2 separate regions of the Mus musculus genome follow, and region 2 is linked to region 1. Evidence: chromatin contacts called from ENCODE Hi-C or POLR2A ChIA-PET data. All regions are on one chromosome and are shown on one strand. The core of a region is the stretch at or near the end of the contact, and the rest is flanking DNA. Distances in the headings are between cores, read along the strand shown.

Region 1 (6,982 bases), core at 4,235-6,734:
CTGCTTCAGCCTCCAGCCACCCCAGTATTCTGAGGAAACCTAAAGACATTCTTTTTGTTCTGTTTTTTTTTAAAGATTTATTTATTTAACGTATATGAGTGCATCTCCATTGCTCTCTTCAGACACACCAGAAGAGTGCATCAGATCCCATTACAGATGGTTGAGAGCCACCAATTGGTTGCTGGGAATTGAACTCAGAACCTCTGGAAGAGCAGTTGGTGCTCTTAACTGCTGAGCCATCTCTCCAGCCCTAGGCATTCTTCCTATGAGGATTCATGAGCAGCAGACAAGCAGTTATCAGCAGAGAAGTATGCTTGTTGTCTCACCCCTCAAAATGCCTCTTTTGGGTGTGGAAACACACCCTTGTGATCCTAGAACCCTGAAGGTCATGGAAGGAACATCACTGCAAATGTGAGGGCTAACCTGGGCTACACGGTGATCTCTTGCCTCAAAACAACTATTCTCAGTGCTGAATAACCTAGCACAGGAGGTGGAGGCAGGAGGATAAGAAGTTTAAGGTGATTCTTGTGTATATGTAGCAAGCCTGAGGCCAGCCTGGGCTACACAACACTATCTCAAAGAATAAAATAAAAAAAATATTTATAAGGCCTAGCAAAAATGGCTCAGTGGTTAAAGACACTTGCCACCAAGCCTGAAAACTTGAGTTGGATCCTTGAACTCATGTAATGGGAACAAGAGAAACAACTTCCACAAGATGTTTTTTGATACACACACACACACCACTTACAATCTTTATTTTTTTTATTTTTTAAGTCTTTCTACATAGCCCTGGCTGTCCTGCAATTCACTATGGTGTAGACCAGGCTGGCCTCAAACTCTCAGCGATCCGCCTGCCTCTGCTTCCTGAGTGTTGGGATTAAAAGTGTGTGCCATCACGCCTGGCAGAATAAATGTTTTCTTTTCTTTTTTTTCCTCTGAGACAGGATTTCTCTGTGGCTGTTCTGGAACTCACTCTGTAGACCAGGCTGGCCTCGAATTCAGAAATCAGCCTGCCTCTGCCTCCCAAGTGCTGGGATTAAAGGCATACGCCACCATGCCCGGCAAATGTTTTTTTTAAAAGAAAAATTTTAATGAACAATGAGTGTAATTTTATTATTATTATTATTTCTTGGCAACTTTAAAATCCAAATCTATTAAGGTTTGGTCACTGGTACACTTTCCTGGACATAAAGTCTCACTGGACGGTTTATTTTCACTAGAGACAGCCTTGCAGGAAGGAAGCTCACCGTGGGCCTGGCAGATCCCCTTTCATGGACAGCAGGTGCTGCTTCCAGCCACACCCATGAGTGCGTCCCCAAACCAAAGTTAGAAAATGGCTGATTTCCAGCCCGTTCCCCAGAACTCAGAGACTGTCTTCCTGTTTATCTTGGTGAAATGCCTATGCTATCCTGGCCCTCTGCATCGGATTCAGACAAAATGGTCACAGGGAGAAGCCGGAGGTCCTTCGTCACAATCAGGCACTCTGTCCCTTGGGTGGAAAAGACACTATGCTAGGAATGTTTAGTGATTGTCAGGATTTAGGACACATTCAATATCTTAAGAAACTGAACTCAGAGCTGGAGAGACGGCTCGGCGGTTAAGAGCACTGGCTGCTCTTCCAGAGGTCCTGGGTTCAATTCCCAGGAACCACAGAGCAGCTTGCAGCTCTCTGTAACTCTTGTTTCAGGGGATCTGACACCCTTATACAAACATACATGTAGTCAAATCACCAATACACATAAAATAAAAATAAAATAAATATAAAAGAAGAGGAAAGCAAACTGAACTAGGTTAGGTGGTGGCAGCAGTGCTTGATTTCTGTACTTGGAATGCCAGTCTTGTGAGTTCAAGGCCAGCCTAGTCTAGAGTGAGTTCCAGGACAACCAGGGCTACACAGAGAAACCCTGTCTCGTAAAACAAACAAAACAAAACAAAAAACCCCAAGTCATTTTTGTGTGCGTATATGTTTGTGCGCGCGCACACGCATGTGTCTAGGCAGGAGGCTGAGGAACTCAGTGTGTGGCAGGAGGATCCTGAATGAGGCCAGCCTGGGCTACAAAGAGACTTTGCCCATGTCACACCTTCTCTGTTATCTAGCTGCATTGCTCAATGTTTTTACTTTACTACTTGGAGACTTTGGGCCTCACTAACTTGTCTAGGCTGACCCTGAACTTGCTTTGTAGCCCAGGCACACTCTGTAAGCAAGAATTCAACTTTCAATCCTCCTGCCTCAGGAACATGCCACCATCACACCATTGCCCCTGGAACCTCACTCTCTGCCTGGTGTCTGCCTTTGACACTTCTGAGATCATTGCTTCCTAACTTAGGGGAGCTCCCGCCAAGAATGGTGGCCACTCAGGTAGCAATCAGCTGTGGTCCAGGTTGTCATGTAGGAGCAGACAAAGTGGCACTTCCTTGAAATCTTCAGTCTGTTTTCACCATGTTGTTTTTGACGGGCTGGAGGCAGGCACTGCCTGAAAAGCAGCAACTCCCACAGCATACCACTCACCTTCTGTTCAATGGAGCCTCTACCACTTCCTACTTCATAGACTGACCATTAAGACAGTTTTATGTTGACAGCTACCATGGTGATGGTAGACCAGATTCTTATCCAAGCAACTTAGTCAGTGGCACGCTAACCAAGACCTCCCAGATGAGAATTACTGCCTAAGTTATCAAACTACAATAATCACAAAGTCCATAATTGTGGACTTTTGGAAACATTTGAAAGGAGTACTTTATATTTGAATATATATACACATATATGTATATATATATATATAATTTTATTTATATATATGTAAATATATATGTGTAATATATGTGTGTAAATGTGTATGTATTTTATATATATTGTATATATATATAATTTGTATGCATTGGTGAGAAAATTTCAGATGCCCTGGAACTAGAGTTATAGTTGTGAGCTGCCACATGGGTGCTGGGATTTGAACCTAGGTCCTTTGGAAGAACAACCAGTGCTCTTAACCACTGATCCATCTTTCCTGCCTTCTGTATTTGACTTTCTATTAACTGTATGTTTGTGATTCTATATGCTTAATTGCAACAAGAAAAGTAACCAGGCATTTCTGGGTTACTTGTCTTCTGAGATAGGCTGGCCTGGAACTTGAAACTCGGAACTGTTTCAGCGTTGTCAGTGTGCGACCGCATGAGAGCCATGACTGATTCTGTTCACTAAAATCTTAAGTCTGATGTCTTTAAGTAGAATTCAGTAAAAAATACAGTTAAACACACACACACACACAAACCATGTAGAGAGCTAAACTGAACGTTAACCTCCTGAGAGAGAAACTGTTGGGGTCAGCGGCTTGGCAGGGAGAGGTCCTGGGACCGACACCTTGAGCCTGAGCCGAGATTGAAGGAGAGAGCAAAGGAGAGAGCTTCCTCTGTTGTCCTCTGACCTCCAGACGCACTGTGGATTGTACATGCCCACATTATGTACACATACACCCTAAACCAATAAGCTGTAATAAAAAAAATTAGAGTCCTTTGACTATGTGGGCAATTTTAATAAGTACAAGCAAGTAAATGTAAAAGAATTGTAACAAATTCCCTGCTTGTTGCTTCCTGCCAAGACAAGTTCCTTTTACAAACAGTTAAAAAAAAAAAAAGTGTATGTACTCTAGCAAAAAAGAGGCCGAAGAACTATCTGATTCTACTTATATCTACTTACTTGTGTGGGGGGGGAGGTTGTGGGGGGAGGTTCCTGGGGATCAAGGTTAGGACTCTAGGCTTCCAGCAAAGAGCTAAATGAGCCACAGGCCCAGCCTGCTTCCTGCATTCAATGTATGCATTTCAGAAAAATATTTTCTTTGGTCCCGGGAAATGAACTGAGGGCTTTGCATACAGCAAGCAAGCACTGTACCCCTGAACTACACCCCCAGATCAAAATGGCTTTGTATTTTTGCACTGGGAAGGAGCTCATGTAGTCAGGGGTGGCCTCTGTGTAAGCAAAGATGAACTCAGTCTCCATCTCCCAAGAGCTGGCACTACAGACGTGTGCTACCACCATGTTCAGCTTCAAGATTATTCTCAAAGTGTATGCGTGTAAATGTTGTCGCTCTTACATTTCGGAGTTGTTTGCTTGCAACTTCATTCAAATGGCAGAGCTAACAATTCCCGTTTCTGTGTTCCCCCTGGCATCCAAACAGCAATTTTAAATTCTCGGCTGTCTGTCCCAATGGCTACACTCAAGTATACGACCGTGTGTGTACATTATGACAAATGTTTGCACCTAGGGAGGTCCTTCTGTTTTGGAGGCTGTATGACCATGTCGAACTCCGTAGCCCTGGCTGTCCCAGAACCCACCACATAGAGCAGGTTGGTCCTCAACCTGTACAGCTCTTGCTTCCCTCTCTGCAGCTCCAAATATACCCGTCATTCTCCTTGCCCCGGCCCCACTAGTTACTTACTACAAATCACACGTGGAACCGACAGTCTCTGGTTTGTTTCTCTGAGCTGTGTGTGCAAGTGCGTTTGATCCTGGAACTCACTTTGTAGCCCAGGCTGGCCCCAATCTCACAATGATCTTCCTGCCTCTGAGTGCCAGCATTAAAGCCGTTTACCACCGTGCCAAGCTCTATGAGGTTTGAAGGTTTCATAAAAACAAAGAAACAGCAACTAGTGTGTTCGTCTCAATTTACAACACTGAAATCAAACAAAATGCAGATAACTGAGTTGGCAAAGAGGGCTCACGCTAATCACCTTACCACTGACCAGAAGAGGTAGGAGAATCTACTTCCGAGGACTACCGGGCTGCGTCTCAAGACAACAAAGAAAGCCCGTAATAATCCTCATAATTCTGCAGACACTATTGGCAGATTCTAATGTGAGACTTTAACTCCCTGTGCAGCTTCGTTCACGGACTATGCTCTTGAGAGCTTCAGGCCTGAATGCGGATCTGGAACCGAGCCCTGATTACCTTACTTAACCCAGAGGTCTCGAACCGGAACCGGGAGAAATCTCAAGAGTTTAAGGACCGCAGAAAAGCAAAAACAAAGCAAAGCCAGAACCAGGCCCGGCGACTGCAGGAGCCGGTCCCGGAGCAGGCTGCCCGGGGGGCCTTTGTTGTGCCCTCCGCGGCCTCCGGGGAGCAGCAGACCGGGAGCGCGCAGCGGCCGTCCCGGAGCTTGGAGCGGCCCAGCGGCCGTCTGAGCTTCCGTTTCCTCCTCCGCGGGACCGAGGTGGCCGAGGCAGCCCCGGAGCGCTGCCGGCGGGCCCGGACAGGCAGGTGGAGCTGCGCGCGCGCAGGCCGGCGACGCGCGCCCCGGGCGGAGCCGCGAGGAGGAGGGGAGGGCGGAGGAAGCGGCGCGCCCGCCCGCTAGGCCCGGCCCGCCGCGTGCGCGCGGCCCCCGCCCTCTCCGCCCGCGCGCCGGGTCGCCGGGGCCGTGGTGTACGTGCAGCGCGCGCGGAGCGAGTGGCGCCCGCAGGCCCGCGCCCTGCCCGCCCGCCCCGACGCAGCCGGCTGGGCCCGCCCGCCCAGGGCGCTGTGCGCCGCGCAGGCCGCGCTCTCTCCGGCGCGATGCGGCGCTAGGCGGCCCCGGGCAAGGCAGGCGAGGCCAGGGCGCGCGCGGCCTCCCGCAGCGGGCGGCGGCCCCGGGCGGGCGCCCCGACGGCCCCGCCGCCGCCCCGCTCCCGGCCCGCGGCCCGCCCTGCCGCGGCCATGGCCAGTGACAGCGGCGGGCCCGGCGTGCTGAGCGCCAGCGAGCGCGACCGGCAGTACTGCGAGCTGTGCGGGAAGATGGAGAACCTGCTGCGCTGCGGCCGCTGCCGCAGCTCCTTCTACTGCTGCAAAGAGCACCAGCGCCAGGACTGGAAGAAGCACAAGCTGGTGTGCCAGGGCGGCGAGGCCCCCCGCGCGCAGCCCGCGCCGGCGCAGCCCCGCGTCGCGCCCCCGCCCGGTGGGGCCCCCGGAGCCGCGCGCGCCGGCGGGGCGGCCCGGCGCGGGGACAGCGCGGCGGCCTCGCGCGTACCGGGCCCGGAGGACGCGGCGCAGGCCCGGAGCGGCCCCGGCCCAGCAGAGCCCGGCTCCGAGGATCCTCCGCTTAGCCGGTCTCCGGGCCCCGAGCGCGCCAGCCTGTGCCCAGCGGGTGGCGGCCCCGGGGAGGCGCTGAGTCCCGGTGGAGGGCTGCGGCCCAACGGGCAGACCAAGCCGTTGCCCGCGTTGAAGCTGGCTCTGGAGTACATCGTGCCGTGCATGAACAAGCACGGCATCTGCGTGGTGGACGACTTCCTGGGCAGGGAGACCGGGCAGCAGATCGGCGATGAGGTGCGCGCCCTGCACGACACCGGCAAGTTCACGGACGGGCAGCTGGTCAGCCAGAAGAGTGACTCTTCCAAGGACATCCGGGGGGACCAGATCACCTGGATCGAGGGCAAAGAGCCCGGCTGCGAAACCATCGGCCTGCTCATGAGCAGCATGGACGACCTGATCCGCCACTGCAGCGGGAAGCTGGGCAACTACAGGATAAACGGCCGAACGAAAGTAAGTGGCTGGGGCTCTTGCGACCGGAGGAGGGTCTGTGAGGACCACCCCCCGCCCCCGCAGACCCGGGGCCCGGCGCTCTGTCTTAGCGTGGCTCCTTTTGTCCTTGTACTGTCTGCCACAGTGCACAGTGCAGAGCCTGCCGGAGCCCTGGTCACTCGTGGGGGTCGTTGGGGTACCAGCTACACCGGGTCTGGGTGATGCATCTTATCTTGCCTGTGTGCCTGAGCTAGTTAAAAGCCCCGCGGTTTTTAGCGCGCACCCGGCTCTGATTGAGAGCCAGACACTGTGTTTAGCTAGGACTCTGTCAGCTGCCCCCAGAAAGGTTCATTTAAAAGCCTGTGGTCGGAAAACTCCCTGTATTCAGGAAAAGCTTGGCGGCCTGCTCCCCTCCCCCGTGTAGCTTTATCTTGCTGGCTGTCCCTACCGTTTTGAAACCCACTACCAAACCAGGAAAGCGGTGTTTCCGTTCCCAGG
Region 2 (6,752 bases), core at 845-3,344, 64 kb before region 1:
TAACATCCCATGAGTGAATGGATGGTGTCTTAGTCAGCGTTTCTATTCCTGCACAAACATCATGACCAAGAAGCAAGTTGGGGAGGAAAGGGTTTATTCAGCTTACACTTCCACACTGCTATTCATCACCAAAGGAAGTCAGAACTGGAACTCAAGCAGGTCAGGAAGCAGGAGCTGATGCAGAGGCCATGAAGGGATGTTACTAACTGGCTTGCTTCCCCTGGCTTGCTCAGCCTGCTTTCTTATAGAACCAAGATTACCAGCCCAGAGATGGTCCCACCCACAAGGGCCCTCCCCTCTTGATCACTAATTGAGAAAATGCCTTATAGCTGGATCTCATGAAGGCATTTCCTCAACTGAAGCTCCTTTCTCTGTGATAACTCCAGCTTGTGTCAAGTTGACACAAAACCAGACAATACAGATGGGAAGTGAATGAAAGTAACCATCGTGTCCAAGGAGTCACTTGAGCTGGGTATCAAAGAGAACATGGTCCACTGGGCTGGTAATGAAAGCACTAAGTCAGAAACAAATCCAAGCTCAAAGAACTATCCACCTATGAGAGAAAGAAACAGGAAAACAGCAAATATGTGGGAAACGACCAGCTTGCTTCATTCAGTATTCAGCCATGTCAATTTTACCTGGTTTCCTCACACTCATGAAGACCACTGTAGGTGCTATGTTCTTTTAAAACTGTCCACATTAGCCGGGAAGAGGGAGGGGGGGGAGTGGCGCACGTCTTTAATCCCAACACTTGGGAGGCAGAGGCAGGTGGATTTCTGAGTTCGAGGTCAGCCTGGTCTACAGAGTGAGTTCTAGGACAGCCAGGGCTACACAGAGAAACCTTGTCTCGAAAAAAAAAACAAAAACAAAAAAGAAAAAAACACAAAAACAAAAACAAAACTGTCCACACATTAGCTGGGACCCTTCTCTTTACAAGGTGCAACCTAATTCTTTCTTCCTAAATATGAAGCAGTTTTTACTTTGCGTTACTTTTAGCAAATGCAAAGTGGCAAACATCTATATCCCAAAGCCCTTGACTATGGTGGCCTATATTAACATTAGTAAACAGTAAAAAGTCCCACATAAAAAGCATTAAATGTTAAATAATATGGAAATATCTGCCACATTCTTACCAACTGTTCTGTATGTAACATCATCTTCACACTTACCATTTACTAGCACATATATTTATATTTAGAGTGTGTTAGATTGGTTACTAGACTGGCAAGACTTATTTTGAGGTAGCACTCTGCATAGAACAGGAACTATTAGTGAATCTCGTACATACATGTACACTGGTATTCTTGTTCTATTAACTTGGTCAAGTTATCCTGATATCGGAATGTTTAGAATACAGATTTTTTTTTTTTCTGGGCAGACCTAGCACCAACACGAAACATTCAGGAAAACTAAGCCTTACATCGGCATGGACTAAAGGCTCCCTAACCGACCCCACACCCGAACACTACGGCGACACGATTGTTACGGTTATGGTTCTAATTCTCCTAATGGAAACTTACATTTGAAGGCCAGCATCACCGGCGAAGACAAACTGGCATCCTTCCCCTCTCTCCTTTGGTTATGTGGGAAGGTGTCATGCTTCCTCTTCCTGAACCCTCCTGGTCCTTAGGCAGAAAAGAAGAGATGGATGGAGCCCTTGCGATGCCGCGCTAGCACAGCCCAGGCTATCCCCTTCGTCCCCCGGTACCCACAGGGCTCGACCTCTCCAGCCACACACAGGTCCCCAAACTCGTGCACTGGTGCAGGGGTCGCACAAAACGCGGCTTGAGACCCCAGGCACCCGGCTGCGCTCTGGGTCGGTCCGCAGGGTCCCCTGGGGGCGTGCGATGGATGGCACGGTGACAGCCGAGCACAGGGGCCAGGCCCTGCCAGCCCCTCCCCTCCACGCGCCGGCCCCGCACCTTCTTTGCCGTTCATGGCCGCGGGGCCTCGGCTTGCACGCGCAGGGATCGCAGCCGCCGGGCCAGCTCAGCGAAAGGCCGTCGCGGGACGCCGCGCTGAGCCCGTGGGTGACAGCGCACACCACCCTGGTCGCAGTAGGCGGCCGCCGGAAGCGGATCCTTCACGCAGCCTCAGCCGGGAGCTGCGTCCGCCGCGGAGTCCCCTCGGCCGCACACACTTCCGGCCCGTGTCCCACACCGCCTGGGCGGGCATGCGGGCGGGCGCGCTCCTGCAGCAGCGCACGTTTCCGGCCGGGCTCCCGGCGCGCTCCCTGTGCTGCACATACTTCCGGTCTGTGTCCCGGCTTCTCCCACGTCCAAGTGCCTACCCGGCGCTCTCTCTCAGTCGCGCATGCTTCCGGTGTGCCAGGTTGTGGTGCAAGCCGTTGAGTGCCTACCTGAGCTGTGTAGTCCTGTCGCGGGCAGCGGCCTCCTGTCCCCTCGCCTCTCTGAGCAGCCTCCTGCGTCCATGCATGCCCTTGGCATGTGCTGGGTGCGTGGCACCTGGAAGTGTCGCAAGGTCTTCGAAGAGAAGCAGCTTTGGAATAGATGGAAAGTTTGGTCACATTGTCAAGCCCTAAGGCTGTTGTTTGAGCACATGCTACCTCACCTAGCTAGTACCATTCCTTTGAGGCTTCCAGCAGCCCATTAGAGACCATGCTCAATTAAGATTACTTATTGAACAAAGCCCAACATCTTGAGTCAAGTTCAGCCATGTGCATGTTACAGACATTTTAGTCACACAGTCTGTTCTTGTTAACTTAGGAACAGACACACTTATGGAAATGATATACGTAGAATTAGCCAGTGAAGTCAAGGCCACAACAGCATCACAGGAGGGTCTCCCAGCTCAAAAATCAGGCCATAAGCTGTCACCATTGAATCAGCAAAAAGCTAGATGGTTTGGGCAGAGTCCTGCATGAAAAGGCTGTGGGGGAACAACAATGGATGAATGTTGGACACATAACCATCTTGAATTTCTGTGACTTCTGAGCCCACATTCACCAGTTGTCTTAGCGTTTGTATTCCTGCACAAAACATGACCAATAAGTTGGGGAGGAAAGGGTTTATTCAGCTTATACTTCCACATCGTTATTCATGCCAAAGGAAATCAGGACAGGGACTCACACAGGAAGGAACTTGGAGGCAGGAGCTGATGTAGAGGCCATGGAGGGGTGTTTCTTACTGGCTTGCTTCCTCTGACTTGCTAAGCCTGCTTTCTTATAGAACCCAGGACCACTAGCCCAGGGATGGCACCACCCACAATGGGCTGGGCCCTCCCCCCTTGATCACTAGTTGAGAAAATGTCTTACAGCTGGATCTCATGGAGGCATTTCCTCAAGGGAGGCTCCTTTCTCTGTGATAACTCCAGCTTGTGTCAAGTTGACACACAAAACCAGTATTCCACTATTTTTGACGATGTGGGGCTACAGGGATTGCTCAGTAGGTGAAGTACTTGCCCTGCAGGCATACAGGACCCAAGTATCACCGAGAACCCATATAGAACATCACTGAGGAGATGGAGAGATACAGATCTTTGGGGCTTGCTGGCTAGCAGGTTAGAGGTTCTGAGCCAGTGAGAGACCCTGTCTCTAAAAACTGAGAGGTGAAGAACACCTGGGGAACGATATCTGCTATTACTCTCTCTCTCTCTCTCTCTCTCTCTCTCTCACACACACACACTCAATACATGCATGCATGAGACACATGCATGAGCAAAAACAACAACCAAAATATGACCTGACCATGCTTTAAAAAAAAAAAAAAAAAAAAAAAACCTCCTAGGATATCAATGTCTTACTCTAATGTCCCCCGGGATTCAAGAACAGCAGTAGCTGGGACCATCTCACCGTTCATACTAATTTACCATACACTGGAAGTGTATGCTTTCTAACTCCCAAAACAGCTCTCAAGGCTTCTCTCCCAGTACCTGACTCATCATTTTCCTCCTGCAGCCCCTCCCTGCCTCAGCTACAGCTCTGCCACCTGAGCATGTTTTTCCACGGCTTCCCATAGAGCAAGGGTTTCATCACTTTTAATAATGACCTCTTGGGAGTTTTTAATGGAGGTGAATCCCCTGGGCATTTTCCCAGCACTTATTTACATATGTACTTAACCCCAGGCCTCCCCAGTCTCCCAGCTAGCTACACCTCTTTCAGCTTCCCTGGCCCCTTGCAAGGAGACTCCTTCCCAGAATCCTTTCCTTGTCTCCTGGTTTTATTGTTTCAATCACAAACACAAAGTGTTGGTAAAACAGTTTTTTTTTGTTTGTTTGTTTTTACAGGATCATTACCAACCCAAGTCAAGGAGCGGAGGGTTCCTCTAAAAGGTCTTAAATTTGGAGTGACGCCCCTCCCTCTGTTGTACTAGTCTCTGTCTCTCTGACCAAAGCCAAAGCCTTTAGGAGGTACCTGCTATTCTGTATAATCCTTTACATGAGATATATCAAATATCTAGTTTTAGGTGCTGGAGGAATCACAAACCAGGGGCTCAGAGCTGATTTCTTCTCCTTCACATAGCTATTCCATAAACTGGGGATGGGATTGTGGTAAATTATCTTGAGTGATAGCTTTGGGTTGGGGTTGGGAGCTTGGGGAGTTGGGTTTGCTCAGTTTAACAGTTTAGCATTTTGAAATGGAGGATCTCACACAGCCCAGGCTGGTCTCACACTCGCTGTATAGCTGAGAAAGACCTTGAACTGATCTTTCATTAGGACTTCTACCTCCTAAATGCTGGGATTACAGACTTGAGTGTAACAGCACTGGCAGCTCGTTTTGTTGTTGTTGATGATGATGGTGATTCTGTCTTTTTTGTTTTGTTTTGTTTTGTTTTAAGCAGGGTCTTGATATGTAGCACAAGCTGGCCCCAAACTTGCCATGTAAGATCAGTCTGAGCTCAGATATTCCTGCTGCCTCTTGTAGTGCTGATATTACAGATGTGCCCCCCCCACCCCCCGCAGCCTGACTCTGTGCTTCCGGCTGAGTTATTCACTTAACTTCTTTCTCTTCTGAAGACTGAGCCAAGGGCTTCACACCTGCTAACATAGCATTCTGCCAACTAGCCACACCCCTGACCTTTGAACCATAACATTTGCAAGGTACTCGAGGGATCCAAAGTGTGTTTCAGGCATGCACCTACCAACTCATAGACTTAACTTTTGAACAGTGCTGAGAGGCAGATGAAAGTGATGGTTTCCTTCCGTCATCCAAGAGAGGGAAGCCATGCGATGGGAATGGATTATTCCTAACAAGGGAATAATCACTTCCTATTTGCTAGGATATCTGTCATCAAGAACACAGAAAACAGCTGACTGTGGGGAGATAGAAAAGTGTCTCAGTTAGACTTCCATTGCTGTGAAGAGACACCATGACCAAGGCAACTCTTATAAGGACAACATTTATTAGGGCTGGCTCACAGGTTCAGGGGTTCAGTCCGTTATCATCAAGGACAGAGCATGGCAGCATCCAGGCAGGCATGGTGCAGGAGGAGCTAAGAATTTTCATCCTAAGGCAAAGAGGAGAAGACTGTCCCCCACATGGCTAGGAGGAGGGTCTCCAAGCCCACCCCCACAGTAACACACTTCCTCCAACAAGGCCACACCTCCTAATAGTGCCACTCCCTGGACCAAGAATATTCAAACCACCACAAGTGTCATGGACCATCATCTGGCAGTTAAAAGACATGTCCTTCATGCTGTGCCATGGAGGAAAATGAACTAATTGGAAGAAGCCAGTCCAAAAGGACCAAGCATAATTCAATAAGCAAACCTGGTGGGGGTCACTCAGGGCTGTGAGACATGGAAGTTATAGCCAAAGGGCACGGGCCTCCTTTTGGCATGGTGAAAATGCTCTAAAGTTCACTGTGGTGGTCACATAAATCTGCAGATTACTAATGGCTCTCCAGTTGTCACTATGGGAATTTTCTGGTATGTCAGTTGTGTTTCAGCAATTGTGTTATTCATTAAAGAGCAAGCCAGGCATGGTGGCACATACCCAGAATCCCAGCATTTGGAAGGCAGAAACAGGAGGATCACTGCAACAGTTGCCCATGCTACATCTTCAGTCCAGAAGACAAGGAGCTCAGACTGCCTATTCAGTATCTTTTCTTGAGTCTCTGGTGTAGTTCTCAAAACTAGCATGTTTAAAATTAAATACTAGTATCCCTCAACCTACTGCTTCAGCGCCATTCACTGTTTCAGTTCGTTCCTATTCTAATGATTGATATCTGTTTGTCTGTGTTTATCCATCCATCTGTATCTATCATCCATCTAGTGATCCATCCATCTATCTCTATCATCTGTCCATGTACCTATCTATTTACCTATCATCTCTATATCATCTATCCACCATCTTCTAAATCTACCTATCTATTATCTATCGATCTATTTATCCATCCATCCATCTCTCTAGATAGAGATGTCACTCTATCATATATATATACCCACCTATTTATCATTTATCTATCATCTATATCATCAATCATCAATCTATTGATCCATCCATCTCTCTTTCTCTATCATCTATACATCTAGATATCTACCTACCTACCTATCAGTCTATCATCTATCAATCATCCATCCATCTCTCTATCTCTATCACCTTTCCATCTATCTATCTATCTATCTATCTATCTATCTATCTATCTATGTATCATCTATCTATATATCTATGTAACTATCTATATATCTATGTATCTATCTATTGATCTCATTTGCGAGCACAAATGCACACACAGAGAGACCCACATACATCACCATCATATTTGGCTTCTCTTACTTTCACTTTGCATACC

What was found. A loop is a pair of places that touch in the nucleus more often than their neighbours do. ChIA-PET counts read pairs that join two places held with the same protein, here RNA polymerase II (POLR2A).
Region 2: a map of gastrocnemius shows a loop between it and region 1 (10-fold over the local background). The contact joins the promoter of Tsnax here to the promoter of Egln1 in region 1. A Hi-C loop is called at or near these places in 19 of 37 maps with a recorded cell type or tissue (Patski, T-helper 1 cell, adrenal gland and 4 more). POLR2A ChIA-PET finds 5 or more read pairs at or near these places in 2 of 5 experiments (Patski and embryonic stem cell).

The regions. Positions count from the first base shown.
Region 1 is chr8:124,947,756-124,954,737 of GRCm38, reverse strand. Egln1 (egl-9 family hypoxia-inducible factor 1) reads left to right here and starts at 5,484. Exons shown (of 5, transcript NM_053207.2): 1 at 5,484-6,505. The coding sequence starts at 5,684. Gm46060 (a long non-coding RNA gene) reads left to right here and starts at 6,513. Exons shown (of 2, transcript XR_001778719.2): 1 at 6,513-6,982.
Region 2 is chr8:125,008,383-125,015,134 of GRCm38, reverse strand. Tsnax (translin-associated factor X) reads right to left here and starts at 2,094. Exons shown (of 6, transcript NM_016909.3): 1 at 1,923-2,094; 2 at 1,521-1,625. The coding sequence starts at 1,938.